Linked DNA regions of Mus musculus: region 1 is linked to region 2. The links are chromatin contacts, found by Hi-C or POLR2A ChIA-PET in ENCODE. All regions are on one chromosome and are shown on one strand. Each heading gives the region's core, a stretch centred on a gene start or an enhancer-like site at or near the end of the contact. The rest is flanking DNA. Distances are from core to core; before and after follow the strand shown. Region 1 has its middle 40 kb from the start of Gm34759. Region 2 holds the start of 1700047G03Rik (RIKEN cDNA 1700047G03 gene).

What was found. Hi-C counts contacts between places; a loop is a spot of excess contacts on that map. ChIA-PET counts read pairs that join two places held with the same protein, here RNA polymerase II (POLR2A).
Region 1: POLR2A ChIA-PET joins it to region 2 with 35 read pairs in embryonic stem cell. The contact joins the enhancer-like site here to the promoter of 1700047G03Rik in region 2. A Hi-C loop is called at or near these places in 8 of 37 maps with a recorded cell type or tissue (CH12.LX, gastrocnemius, heart and 3 more). POLR2A ChIA-PET finds 5 or more read pairs at or near these places in 4 of 5 experiments (Patski and embryonic stem cell).

What each region holds. Positions count from the first base shown.
Region 1 is chr15:12,037,173-12,044,312 of GRCm38, forward strand. No RefSeq gene overlaps it. Among named protein-coding and RNA genes, the nearest start is that of Gm34759, 40 kb to the right of the region's middle. Within about 2 kb of position 3,353, at least 1 of the 3 ENCODE cell types and tissues checked has a DNase peak (open chromatin) inside an H3K27ac peak, as active enhancers do; it is gastrocnemius, where a contact is called at or near this core.
Region 2 is chr15:11,963,517-11,970,509 of GRCm38, forward strand. 1700047G03Rik (RIKEN cDNA 1700047G03 gene) reads left to right here and starts at 3,546. Exons shown (of 3, transcript NR_040447.1): 1 at 3,546-3,680; 2 at 4,298-4,388; 3 at 5,954-6,567. It overlaps Gm34618 (a long non-coding RNA gene), which reads right to left and starts at 675. Exons shown (of 3, transcript XR_383841.4): 1 at 211-675. It also overlaps the pseudogene Gm21997.

The DNA.
Region 1 (7,140 bases), core at 2,103-4,602, 73 kb after region 2:
TTGTCCTCTCAGGTCAGCTAAAGCCCAGAGGACAACCAGCCTCTCTAGGATGGTGCTACAGCTCTCGTAAATTAAGGAAATCCGAGGAAAGGTACCCCAGTGGCTAGAGGCTGATGCAACACGGGACTGCACGACAGTAAGACACCATGTGACCACTCAAACTCAAACAGTGAAGACACAGGAGAGCTCCAAACCTGCTGGGACCAGCAAGGCTGTGACAGTGTTAACTGTCCTTTGTTTCACTATAAAGGCTTCCCTGCACCAGGAGTTGAGCAATATGCAAGCTTGTTCAGAAAACCTGGGGAGGTCGGTGCAGGAATGGAAGCAGAAGCCACGGAGGAACACTGCCCCCTGGCTTACTCGGGTAACTTGTTTAGCTTACTTTGTGATACAACCAAGAACCTCCAGTCCAGGTACAGTACCACTCCTGATGGGTTTCCTCCTCCCTCTCCCCCTTCAGGTAAGATCATTCAGGTTAGAGCATAGAGGAGGAGCGAACCCATTCTTGGAATTTTCCCCACTTTTTCCTACGTTAATTCACGAATGATCCTCCCCTCAGTTAAAATGAGTTCATAAAGTGGGCCGTCCGAGATCCAGCTCACTTCTTAAGAGCACATGCCTGCTTCTTGCATTTCATGTATGCTACCATTAATTGTCTTAATAAAATTCCACGTTTCTATTGGCTTAATCAGCTTCTTCTCCACTTAATACCGCCTGGCTTTTGGCAGGGAGGTAAGACAGCATCTGAGTCTGTAGCTCAGGCTAGCTTAAAACTCACTGTGTAGCCTAGGCTCACCCCAGACTTGTAGCTATCCTCCTGCCTCAGCTTCCCACATACTGGGACTTCAGATGTGAGCCATGATACCTGACAGTAGCCCAACTCTGCAACAGCAAAAATAGCTGGTAGAGCAGCTGTTCAGAAGCCAATGGTGTGGTTATCTGGGTTTGATTCTCTCTCTCTCTCTCTCTCTCTCTCTCTCTCTCTCTCTCTCTCTCTCTCTCTCTCTTTCTGTTGTTTTTGTTGTTTGTTTGTTTGTCGAGACAGGGTTTCTCTGTGTAGCCCTGACTGTCCTGAAACTCACTCTGTAGGCCAGGCTGGCCTCAAACTCGGAAATCCGCCTGCCTCTGCCACTCAAGCGCTAGGATTAAAGACATGTGCCACCAGCCTGCTTCTCAGGGAAGCTGGGAGTCTTTATGGCAAGGAGCCCAGTTAGAAATGTAAAGCAACAAAACAAGAGAGAGGTTGGGGGCGGAGCCAGCAGGGGCGGAGCCAGCAGGGGGCGGAGCCAGCAGGGTCAAAGCAAGAGGGAGAAGGGAAGCGGGAAAGAGGGGGGAGGGGCGGTTGGGCATGGTGGGACATGCTTGTAAATCCAGTGCTTAAAGGACTGAAGCAGGAGGATTCTGAGTTCAAGAACAGCCTGGGCTGTACAGTGAGACCCTGACTCCAAAATAAAAATAACAGCAAAAATAAATAAAACAGCAGGGGAGCGGATAGTGAGACAGCGAGTGTGCCTAGGACAGGGTGTATATATAATCATCAAAGTTAAAATCAGGGCAGCCCTGGCAGCCAAGCACAGCGGTCCAATGAGTCCTGCTGATGGAGCTGAATTCATGACGCACCTTCGCCTGGTCTCCTGCCATGTTTCCGTTGAAGATTTATGTTTCCGTTGTTGTTGTTGTTGTTGTTGTTGTTAATAATTGGTGTGCAGGGGTAGCAGTAGCGCCTGCAATATACAAAAATGTCACAAGCTGGGCATGGTGGTCACACTTGTGATTTCAGCACAAAAGAGGCTGAGGCTGGAGGTTTTCTGTAAGGTTGAGGCTTGCCTGGATTACATGGTAAATTTCAGGCCAGCTTGGGCTACAGTTTGAGACCTTGTCTTAAATAACGAAAAGAGAGAAAGGAAAAGGAGGAGGGAGGGACAGAGGGAGGAGGGAGGGAAGGAGGAGGGGGGAGGGTGGTAGAGGGGAGGGAGGGAGGGACAGAGGGAGTTCTCCTTCTGCTGACTTCTGAGCCTGTTGTTGGAACATTAGTGCTCAGGGGACATTGAAACAGCACACTGCTCTAAGGGGAAACAAAACCATTCTTTACAATTTACTTGGTAACTCTGGGGGAAATTCCAAGGCTGATGGGTTTATTTCTCTCATGAGTTAAAACTGAAAGCCCCAACCCTTGGTGAAGAAGATGGAGCCTGCTGTGGCTGAGTTCTCTGTGTGGTAGGCTTCAGAGCCTCTCTCTCATCTGCATTGCTTCTCAGCGGACGAGAAGCCATCTTGAACAGCACCCGCAATTACCAATGCTATCTAGGCCCAGAGTGAATGCTGGTTGCCATGGCGCTGCTTTTAAAAGTTAAAATCAGGGCAGCACCGGCAGCCAAGCACATCCGTCCAATGAGTCCTGCTGGATGGAGCTGAATTCATGCCGCACCTTCGCCTGGTCTCCTGCCATGTCGAAGATTTATGTTTCCGTTGTTGTTGTTAATAATTGGTGTGCAGGGTGTTAATAATTCCTGTGCTGAAGCATTTTGTCACACTGTCATATGCTGCCCCCCTGCACGGGGACCACATTTCTCTCATCCTGCTGTTTGCTGACTGATGCTTCAGCCCGGCACCAGATATTGTGCTCCATCACCCAATGAGCAAGTACATGTGGACGCCACACCCCCTGCCTCGCCCATCTATAAGGTACAAGGGTTGGAAACACCTGCACTAGGAGACCAGCGACCTAGATTTCTACTCCCAGTTCTCCACTGCATGCCTTTGGCAGAGGCTTTAATCTTTCTGTGCCTTGGGCGCCTCATCTGCACCGTGGAAAAGACGGCAGTCTGTCTCCATAGTCTCTCCCTGACGTAGTCACACTCTGATCACGCGTGCCTCTTCCCAGCCTCAGAGGCTCAGCTGAGCGCTGCCATCCGAATGCAATTGAGGCAATTCCTGTAAACTCTTGCGCAGCCCTCCCAGGATGACTCTTTCTGAAACTCCCCTCTAGGACCTCAGGGCTGTAAGGGATTTGTTTTGAGTTAATTCCCTGGCAAGATGCCACTTGTCAAGAGATTCCCCCCCCCCCCAACACACACACACACACACACACACACACACACATACACACACACACTGATGCGCTCAAGGGAGATGCTCTGCTCTGCTCAGGTCATTATTTGCTTTGAAAATGCTTTCTTCTCAAAGTCCCTGATTAGTGCTTTGGCCTCAGAGTTAACTCTCTACCCCAAGAACGCAAGATCTAAATTTAGAGAATGGCCGTCGTGGGAAGCTGGCCTGCAGACCTGATTTCCAGAGGAGTGTCTTAGGGGAGCGAGGGCAGGAGAAGATGGCTCTGTTACCTGTCTAGCCAGCATGCAGCTGAGCTCGCTGGCCAGAATACAAATGAGGTCATCTTTCCGTTTCTGCTTGTTTTGCCAGGCCTCTGGTGTTCACATGCTGGCTGCAGAAGCTGGGCTCCCACCTTCAAATTCTCCTTCCCACCCTCACTTATTTCTGGAAATCCCTAGTTGGGGTTTTACAGCTACAAAACCAAAAGGGTGGCCAAGAAACTCAGTTGACAAAGACAGCAGGGTGCTTGGTACAGATACCCTAATATCAGGTGTGGTGGGGTGATAGGGGGGATCTTGGGCCTCGATTACAATTCTTTGTGGCTGTTTTTGGACTGTTTGTTTGTTTGTTTGTTTCGTTGTTTTGGGCAAGGCCTAATGTGTTTCGGGCTGGCTTTGAACTCACTAGGTAGCCAAAGATGACCTTGAACACCTATTCTTGCCAGAACCTCTTGAGTATATATATACATACATACATACATACATACATACATACATATATATAAAATCTTATGTAGCCCAGGCTAACCTCAAGCTCTTTCTCCTGCCTCTGCATCTGGAGGGGCTAAGGTGATAGGTTTGTGGCCACTCAGCTGATCATCCTGATAATATGGGCTGTACATATCAGTTTTCCTGATAAGGAGCAAGGAAAACTCTGGCCAGACTTCAGGGAAGGCAAGACACTGGCTGGCTCTTGAAGACCGGATGCTGGGACGAATGATGACGGTCTGAGGGAATGAGGGAATGATGTAGTGAAGCAGGCATCTAGTGCACTGCTCCTGGGTAACAGAGCTGTGCAAACCAGCCTCCAGTTGGTCTGCTTGCTCGTGTTGCTTAGTGTCCAAAGCTTATTATTATGGCAAAAAGATAATTGCATGTCCTTTCCATGTCATGCCTGAGCGTTGTGTGGCAAGCCCACTCATTCTGGAGAATTAACTTCTAGTTAACTTATTAATTATTATTATTATTATTATTATTATTATTATTAAAGACCAGATTCTGTGAAGTTAGCATTCTGTTACGTATGCCAATGACTCCCAGTCAATAGAAAAGATAACTCCAAAGACTACAGCTGATTAGCCTATAGGAGAGTTACCAGACTTCTAACCCTGGCTAACTTATTTCAGAAGGCCTTCCCTATCTCTGAGACAGGCACACATAAGGAATGGCTTAGCAATTTAGGATTCCACTTGGCATGGCCCATGCATACACCCCTCTTGAACAATGCAGCTAAGCAACCTGTTAGTAACCAAAGCCCCCCTTGTGTGAGTTGAGTCTCTAGTTCAGTTGCTTTAAACAGTAGGAGTTAATCACTCACTTTAATAACTACTTGATAACGATCCAGGAACTACAAAAATGGGTTGATCTGGCCTAGACTAGTGTTGGTACAAACATAATAAGGCAGACTATGTTCTTCAAAGTGAACTTTTAGGGATATTCCCCTCTCTACCATTTTATGGCTGTACATAAGTGGATGTACACATGATTAAAATGCATTACGGGAAGTGTCTTAGTCACTATTCTTTTGCTGTGGAAAGACACTGTGACCATGGCAACTCTTAAAAAGAAAAACATGTAGTCAGAGATGATTTACAGTTTCAGAAGTTTAGTCCATTATCATCATGGCCCGGAACATGGTGGCATACAGGCAGATGTGTCGCTGGAGAAGGAGCTGAGAGTTCTACATTCCGATCTACAGGCAGTAGGAAGAGCAAGCCACTGGATCCAGATTAGGATTTTGAAACCTCAAAGTTCACACCCAGTAACACACTTCTCTAACAAAGCCATGCCACCTAATCCTTCTCAGGTAGTGTCGCTGCCTGATGGCTAAGCACTCAAATATATGAGCCTCTGGGGGCACTTATTCAAACCACGGCAGGAAGGGACATGCACAATAGAGGAAGTGGTTATATCACTAAATCTGTCAATCCCAACTATGTCCCTTCACAAACAATCTTGAACCCCATAAAAAGAAGCCCCAAATAGTAATTGGGGCCTTTGAGTATCTTCATTCACGTGTCCTCTCTCAACCTCAACACTTAATTTCTGATCCATCCTCTTGCTATGCTTTGAATAAAATCCCCTCACTACTTTGCCATGTGAATGAACTTTTGTTCCATTCTTGAGGCCCAAGGCCTGGAAACATTTATCCCAGATCCCAATCACCAGTAACCACTCTGTAGAGACTTCTGTTCTATGAAGTCTCACTGGACCAATTTTGTAACCACTCCCCTCGTCCTCCTAGTTTCCCTCTCTTTCAGTGCCGGCCTACCACTCAGGTGTACCAGTCCTTGTGAGCTGCTGGATGGCTCGCAACGCAAGTTTATTGTCTTGATGGTTCTTTTTAATAAATGATATAAATAAATTTGGGGGTACATGTTTATCATACATTTCACAACAGCCATGTTTTTTTAAAAAGATTGATTTTATTTATTGTATGTAGATGAGTACACTGTAGCTGTCTTCAGACACACCAGAAGAGGGCATCAGATCCCATTACAGATGGTTGTGAGCCACCATGTGCTTGCTGGGATTTGAACTCAGGACCTCTGGAAGAGCAGTCAGTTCTTAACCACTGAACCATCTCTCCAGCCCCCAACAGTCATTTTTTTTTACTGTTGGAAAATTATCCCTTGGTACTTATCCAAATAATAATACTTCTTTTTTTTTTTTTTTTTTTTTTTTTGGTTTTTCGAGACAGGGCTTCTCTGTGTAGCCCTGGCTGTCCTGGAACTCACTCTGTAGACCAGGCTGGCCTCGAACTCAGAAATCCACCTGCCTCTGCCTCCCTTGTGCTGGGATTAAAGGTGTGTGCCACCACGCCCGGCTATAATAATACTTTTTTTTTAAAGGAAAGGTATATTTTATTCACAAATACTGTTAAAACCCAGACATATAATAATACTTCTTGATCAACTATTACATCTGCCTAAGTCCATCAAAGCTGCTATAACAAAATACCATAGACTTGTGTTGGTTAAACAATAGAAAGTTTTTCACAGTTTTGGATACTAAGAAATCCCAAACCAGGAAAACATGCTTATGGCTCAGAGACAAGTTGGATGGTGTACTGACTAGCTTTGTGTCAACTTGACACAGGCTGGAGTTATCACAGAGAAAGGAGCTTCAGTTGGGGAAATGCCTCCATGAGATTCAGCTGTGGGGCATTTTCTCAATTAGTGATCAAGGGGGAAAGGCTCCTTGTGGGTGGGACCATCTCTGGGCTGGTAGCCTTGGGCTCTATAAGAGAGCAGGCTGAGCAAACCAGGGGAAGCAAGCCAGTAAAGAACATTCCTCCATGGCCTCTGCATCAGCTCCTGCTTCCTGACCTGCTTGAGTTCCAGTCCTGACTTCCTTGGTGATGAACAGCAGTATGGAAGTGTAAGCTGAATAAACCCTTTCCTCCCCAACTGCTTCTTGGTCATGATGTGTGTGCAGGAATAGAAACCCTGACTAAGACAGGTGGCATAGAGGGACTTTCTGGTTTTTCTCTCACAAGGGTACTAATCCTATTCATGAGGGCCACACCATCATGGTGTAGTTCAAATCCCCCAGTCCTCAGCATTGTCTTGTTGGGCTTTAGCATCTTAATGCCTCAGTGTGGCGCACAAACCTTCAGTCTGCAGCAACAGACAAGTCCCTCTGTGTGGGCCTAGAAGCCACACGGAACAAGACAGCTGGAGCCTCTGTCCTCATGAAGGAAGCAATGACTGCAAGTTCACAAAGTATAAATGATGATTAGGACTGTGTTACTGTGACAGGAGCTCTCGGAGCAGATGACATTAAGACGAGGTAGCAAGAAGCAGAGAAC
Region 2 (6,993 bases), core at 2,296-4,795:
GGGAGGGAGGGAGGAAAGGAGGGAGGAAAAAAGGAAGGGAAGGAGGGACAGGACATTGCACTGGGTGGCTGGCAGGGGGTAAAGCATTGCTGAAACTTGGAACAGGAGAAAAATGGGGGCACTTGCTCAGGTTTCTCTCAGCCCTTTAGCCCCATATTTCTCATATCAATAATAACAATATCATTCCGATCACTAACCTTAGTATCTTACCTTTCAGAAAATAAGTTGAATGATTTGACACCAAGTGGCACGCCACTGTGAGGATTCATAGAACACTGTGAAGTTTTTGGTTGAGCTTTAATTCCATTTTCTATTGTATATTAAGTTGAAAGTACTGTTGAAGAAAAGCTTAGCTTATTAGAGCCTTTGACTCAGTCAGTCCGATGCCAGGAGGAGAGTTGTTGGGAAACAACTTGGAGCTGCCATATCAAAGGCCCAGTGTCCACCAAGGCAACTCCAGTGCCAGCAATGTGGGCAACTCACATGGGGACAGGATTCCTGCTGTCGGACTCTTGCAGCACCGTGCCCAAATGGATTCCAATTCCAGTGGCATCCAGTTAGCAACCTGCCCCTCAGATAGGTCTCAAATTTTTCAGTGTGCCCAAGTATGGGCTGATTCTCAAAGCCGGTTCCAAGGGTGATAAGAAATGTGTGTATAAAATAGTCTGGGTCCATTCCATGACTCATCATCCTCAGAAATCACGCATGCTCCTGTGGCCAGAAACATCGTCTGGAAAGAGGAAACTGGCACTCGGGACATGACCATTCATTGACCTCTGTGCGCTGGGCTTACCACACATACTGTGGTCTGAATCTGACTCATGAGAGCCCAGGCTGGACCCTCTCACAGCTGACCTACACTACAGAAGGCCAGTAGCAAGTTCAGATCAGCCATGCTCACACTACACGCTATCGTGCTGTCAAGTGGGATACTTGGTACTTGAAGACCTCGTGGATCAGCTGAAGGGCCAGAAATCAAGTACATCAAGAAGTCTGAGTCTGGTGCCATGGTAAGAGGAGGGCAAGCAGTAGACGGGGGAGCAGAAGCAGGAGGCCCGTAGCACCGAGTTCAGTGTGGCCTGGGCCCACTATATTTGTCTTCCAGCCAGCACCATGGCCAGCTGCTCCTAGGATGGTAATGTACTCACCTGGACATGGGCACTGTTACCACAAGGTTGCTACATGGAGGGAGGGAGACACAACCTGGTCTATCACAGCTAGCACCCTTGCTGTCTTATGCAGAGACAGTAAGGTGACCCGGTGGAAGGAGTTGATGGACAGGAAGTGTGAGTACACCGGTGGTGTCAGCAAGGGCTGGGGTTCTGTGTCAGCATCAGCAGAGCCGGGAGTGGCATCGGGCAGGCTTTGAAACCCCGTGTGCCATTCGCAGGATGACATTGTAAGACAGCTAACCTGACACATGAAAAGAAGAGCTCTCGCCTGCACTGAGAGTACTTTCCCAGGAACAGTTATAAACATGACCAGATTGACAGTGCATCTTGCTGAACATGACTCCTTGTGGTCTATAATCCACTGCTCAGCTGAAAGAGCTCATAAAGAGGAAACTAAAACGACTTCAAATCTATTATTTAGGATGCATAATCCCAGCACTTGGGAGGCAGAGGCAGGCGGATTTCTGAGTTTGAGGCCAGCCTGGTCTACAGACTGAGTTCCAGGACAGCCAGGACTACACAGAGAAATCCTGTCTTGAAAAACCAAAAAAAAAAAAAAAAAGATGCTTGGGCCAATGTTGTGTACCGTCAGTTCATAGCTTGTGGGAGGGGGGGTTTCCTAAGTAATTAAATAGGATGGGAGAGTGATCTGGCTGTAGCATCTGTCACTCTGTTGATTGCCAGAGTCGCTTTGACTTATCTGGCTGGCTAGGCTGGTATCCCTTCCAAAGCCATTCTGTTGGCTGGACCTTCCCCAGTAGAGGGGGGCCAAGGGTATTCAAGTAGCTTTCATCTCTTGATAGACCCTCCAAATAAACTCTCAAAACACAAAGTAATTAAATAAGATCATTTTGTTTATGGGACCAGAGACATGGCTCAGCACTTGCCAAGACCTGCATTGTGGAAGAAGGGAACCATCATAAGTTGTCCTCTGACCTCCACATGCTCGCTGCGACATGGGCAGGCATGCTTGTGTACTCTCTGTATCTCTGTATCTCTATCTCTCTCTTTCCCCCTCATTCATGTGCACATGTGTGTGTGCACATTAAACAAATACAATAAAAAAAAAATTTTGAAGTCGGGCTGGTGAGCTGGCTCTGGATAAGAGCACTGACTGCTCTTCCAAAGGTCCTGAGCTCAGATCACAGCAACCACATGGTGGCTCACAACCATCCATAATGAGATCTGACGCCCTCTTCAGGTGTGCCTGAAGCTACAGTGTACTTATATATAATAAATAAATAAATCTTTGGGCTAGAGTGAGCATGGCCAGAATAAGCAGAGGTCCTGAATTCAATTCCCAGCAACCACAAGATGGCTCACAACCATCTGTACAGCTACAGTATACTCATATATACATAAAATAAATAGATTAAAAATATTTTTTTTTAAAAAAAGAGTATGGATATCAACCCATGACATTACTTCTGTGGAGAAAAGTGTTCACATTGGGTGCCTTAAAAAATAATAATAAGTCAAAAAAGTCTCTGACTCACCGAGCAGGGGTGGCACACACCTTTGATCCCAGCACCAGAGGCAAGCAGATCTTTAGCTCCAGCCCAGCCTGATCTACAGAGCTAGTTCTAGGACAGCCAGGGCTCCACAGAGAAACCCTATCTCAAAAGAAAAAAGAAAAGTCAAAATAATAAGCAACCATTTTATCATGTTTAGAAGGTAAGGATTAGGCTTATTTTAGAGCCTAAAAGCAATGCTGAATTATTAAAACAGGACTTATGAAACTATGAATAAAATAAGCAGGTGGTACCCCATTGTTTGTCTAGTTTGTTCTTGGTTTTGCTTTCCATTTAGTTTGGTTTGGTTTTTCCACGAGTGATGAAAAAATTTTATCCAAGGTCTGACCGTGGCTTTGCTGCCACCTTCTGGCAAAAAAGTGAACACCTTAGGCTATTTGATGACACCGAGTTTCTATAATTTTGTTTAAATTGTGCATTTATTTCAGTTCATCTACTACCACTAAAAATGAAATTTGTTAAAAAGGTAGAGGGAGCACCGAGGGAAAAAAGGTCTTCTTCCAACACATAAGAAAATTCCATTTCTAAACTGTTTTTAATACTGAGTGCCCAGCAGTGGCAGGAAAAGAAAAATGGTGGCCACAAATATAAGCAGAAAATTTGGACGAGAAGGTTAAGGAAAGCCCGTGTGTTGGTTTGAATGAGAATGTCCCCCGCAGGCTCTGTCATTCTGCCCCAGTTGGTGTCGCTGTTCATGATGTGTAAATGTAGTGTCGCTGAAGGAGGCATGTAACTGAGGTGGGGGGTATTGGCAGCTGGGGGTATTGATGAGTGGGAGGGGCATTGGTGGGAGGGTAGGCTTCAAGAGTAAAGAGTTTCCCCTGCTTCCGATCTAACCCCTATGCTTCCTGCTTTAACCGCTATGGAATGGGCTGTTAGGAAGCCACCTTGGAACAAGATCGCCGAGGCAAAGAGTTTGAGGAATGTATCTCATCTCTCATCCCTTCTTCTCTGCCTGCTTCCTGGCTGCCAAGAGGTGATGCTCTGCCCCTCCACTTCCTCCTACCACGATGCCTTGCCCCGGGGCTCAGAGGCAGTGGAGCCAGCCAGCCGTGGACTGAAACCTTTCCTCCCTTTAAGTTCGTGTCTCAGCTATTTAGTCACAGGGATAGGAAGCTGACCAGCACATGGTGTCCTGCTTGCTAGGGAGGAACGTGTTCCCTGAGGTCCTCTAGGGCGGCGTTTCTCAACCTTCCTGACAACGCTGCCACCCTTCAAAACAGCTCCTCCTCTTGGGGTGACACCAACCATAAAGGTATTTTCATGGCTACTTCATAACCGTGAATGCCTGTGTTTTCCTATGTTCTCAGGTGACCCCTCAAACCCCAAAGGGGCCACGACCCACAAGTTGAGAACCGTTGCTCTAGAGCACTGGACCAATTTAGGTAAATGGACAAGAAAGCCTTAGTGGTTTGAATGAGATGTGTCCCATAGCGTAGAGTAGTTAAACACTTGGTCCCAGGTTGGTGGTGCAGCAAGAGAGGCTTAGGAAGGGGTGTGCACATGCTGAAGGAGGTACGTCACTGGGGGCGGGCTTTGAGAGTTTAAAGAATTAAGCCACGCCAAGTTTCCTCTCTTTCCTTTTTGCTTCAGGTTCCCTCGGCTTTCTGTCCATTCCTAATTGTGACTGTTGCTTGCCGTCATGCCTCTCTCCTCCAGCATGGACTCTAACCCTCTAGAAACTGTAAGTCCAAATAAACTTCCTTCTACACATTGCCTCGGCCATGGTATTTCATCACAGCAGCAGGAAAGCCACAGATAGAATAGGGACACGGTATGAGATCATCTTATTCGCAATTCTCTATATCACAGGGTGACTAGTACTGTAATGAAATACCATGACCAAAGCAACTTGGGGAGGAAAGGGTTTATTCCACTTACACAGCACCGTTCATCACTAAAGGCATGCAAGACAGGAACACAACCAGAGCAGGATCCTGGAGGCAGGAGCTGATGCAGACGCCATGGAGGGAGGCTGCTTACTGGTTTGCTTCCCATGGCTTGCTCAGCCAGCTTTCTTATAGAACCCAGAACACCAGCCCAGGGATGGCACCACCCACAACGGTCTAGGCCCTCCCCAAGAAACCACTAAGAAAATGCCATACAGCTGGGTGTTACAGAAGCATTTTCTCAATTGAGTTCCCTCCTTTCAGATGACTCTATCTTGTGTCAAGTTGACATGAAACTAACCAAGACACACTATAAAAATGATATTGTGTGGGACAGGCATGGTGACACCTTTAATCCTAGCACTCAGGAGTCAGAGGCAGGTGGATCTCTGTAATTCCAAGGCTAGACAAGGAAACATATCTCGTATACACACACACACACACACACACACACACACACACACACACTGACATCTTGCAGAATAAATGGCCAGTTCTTTATAAAGGTCACATGAAGGGGGCTAGAGAAACTACTCAGTGATTTAGAGCACAGGCTGTCTTGCAGACAACTGGGGTTCAGTCCCCAGCACCCACATGATGGCTCACGACCAACTATAACTCCAGTTCTAAGAGAGTTAATACACTTTCTTGGGGGGGGGGGGCTTCTTGGGCATCAAGAACACACACCAAACAAGCAAACATCCTTTTTTTTTTTTTTTTTTTTTTTTTGATTAAAAAAAGGGTGTGCATGGAGTTAGCCACAACAGTGAAGTAAGGTGAACTATGAGTCCATTCACCTGACCAGGAACTAGATAGATCCCTTGTATAAACCACTCTGTCCATAGTCCCGCTAAGGGGGGATAAGTAAGCCAGGGTATACACCAATTTACTCATCCATCCATCCATCCATCCATCCAACCACGGGGTACCGCTGGGACTTAACGTGCTTTGAAAGAGGAAGCTGCCACCCACGGTACAACAGCAGCTGCATTTTTTTATAAAGATTTTATGTATGTGAGTACGCTGTCTCTCTGTCTTCAGACACACCAGACGAGGTGTGTGTCCCACTACAGATGGTTGTGAGCCACCGTGCGGTTGCTGGAAATTGAACTCAGGAGCTCTGGAAGAGCAGTCAGTGTTCTTAACCTCTGGGCTGTTTCTCCAGGCCCAGCAGCTCTCTCTTAAACCGTCTGCTCAACTTTCTCCAAGACAGCACTGGCAAACCTTAAGGCATTCCCACATCACCTGGTGATCGTGTTGACAGAGGAAGCCTAGGATGAGACCTGAAATCTGTATTTCTAATAAGCTCCCCCACGGAAGGATACTTCCCAGTCTAATCAGCTATTTTTTTTCTTTCCAGTCATATTTCACCTCAGACTATGAGGAGGAAACAACGAAGTCATAGAGTCCGTCTGCCTTTCCTGATTCCCCAGCTATCAGCGGCACAATTTTCACATGAGGCTTTCTGAGCCCCTGAAAACCGCGCTGCTTCACGCCCGTCTCTTTGTGGATTCCATCTGGAGAGCCAACATGATCACTGCCTCTTCGTGGAGTGTCAGCCTCACAGTGTTTTACTGATACAGAGAAACTCCTGTGAATGGAATAAAAGCCTCGAAATCCAGAATACTCACTCCCCATGTGAGGCCACAGCACCAGATCATAGCAGCGACAGTGGTGGGCCGAGAGGGCGTGGTTACCGGGAAGGTCTGTTGAGTGTCTTAAATACTCTTCCCTTAGATGTCTTCATACATTTTAAGGGAGTGAGCTAGCAGCAGTTATATTTTTTATTATTTTTTTTGAGATTATAATCACATCATTTCCCCCTTCCCTTTCCACCCTCTGAGCCTTCCCATATACCCCTCTTTGCTCACTTTCAAGAAAATGGTCCCCCTTCCTCTATTAACTGTCATTTCATGCAAATATGTTTATGCATATATATTACTAAACATACAAATACAACCTGTTCTGTCTGCATAATGTTACATGTATATATGCTTTTCAGGGCTGACCACACGGTATTGGATAGCCAGCAGGCGTGCTCTTCCTTCTCTCGGCAACGTAGAGTAGCCTGTAGTTCTTCATGTAGGGTTGGATCTTCTTGGGCCACCCCACCCGACCACCCCAACCTCACCCAAGTTAGCATGTCTATTTGTGTCTTCTGTAACCAGCCCATGTTTAGTCAGTAGGTTGCTGAGAATTCACAAGTGTAGCCCCTGGTGTCCCTAGCTTCATCTTTTCATCACTTATCTTCCTGTATTTTCAATTATTCAGTATTTTCAATTATTTTAAGAGTTCCACACAACATATTTTTCAGTGGCAAATAATATCTAAGAACCAACACAAGTAACGGTTGGGGGTGGCCTGGTGCTGCTGTGCATTCAAATGCTAAATTCTGTACTC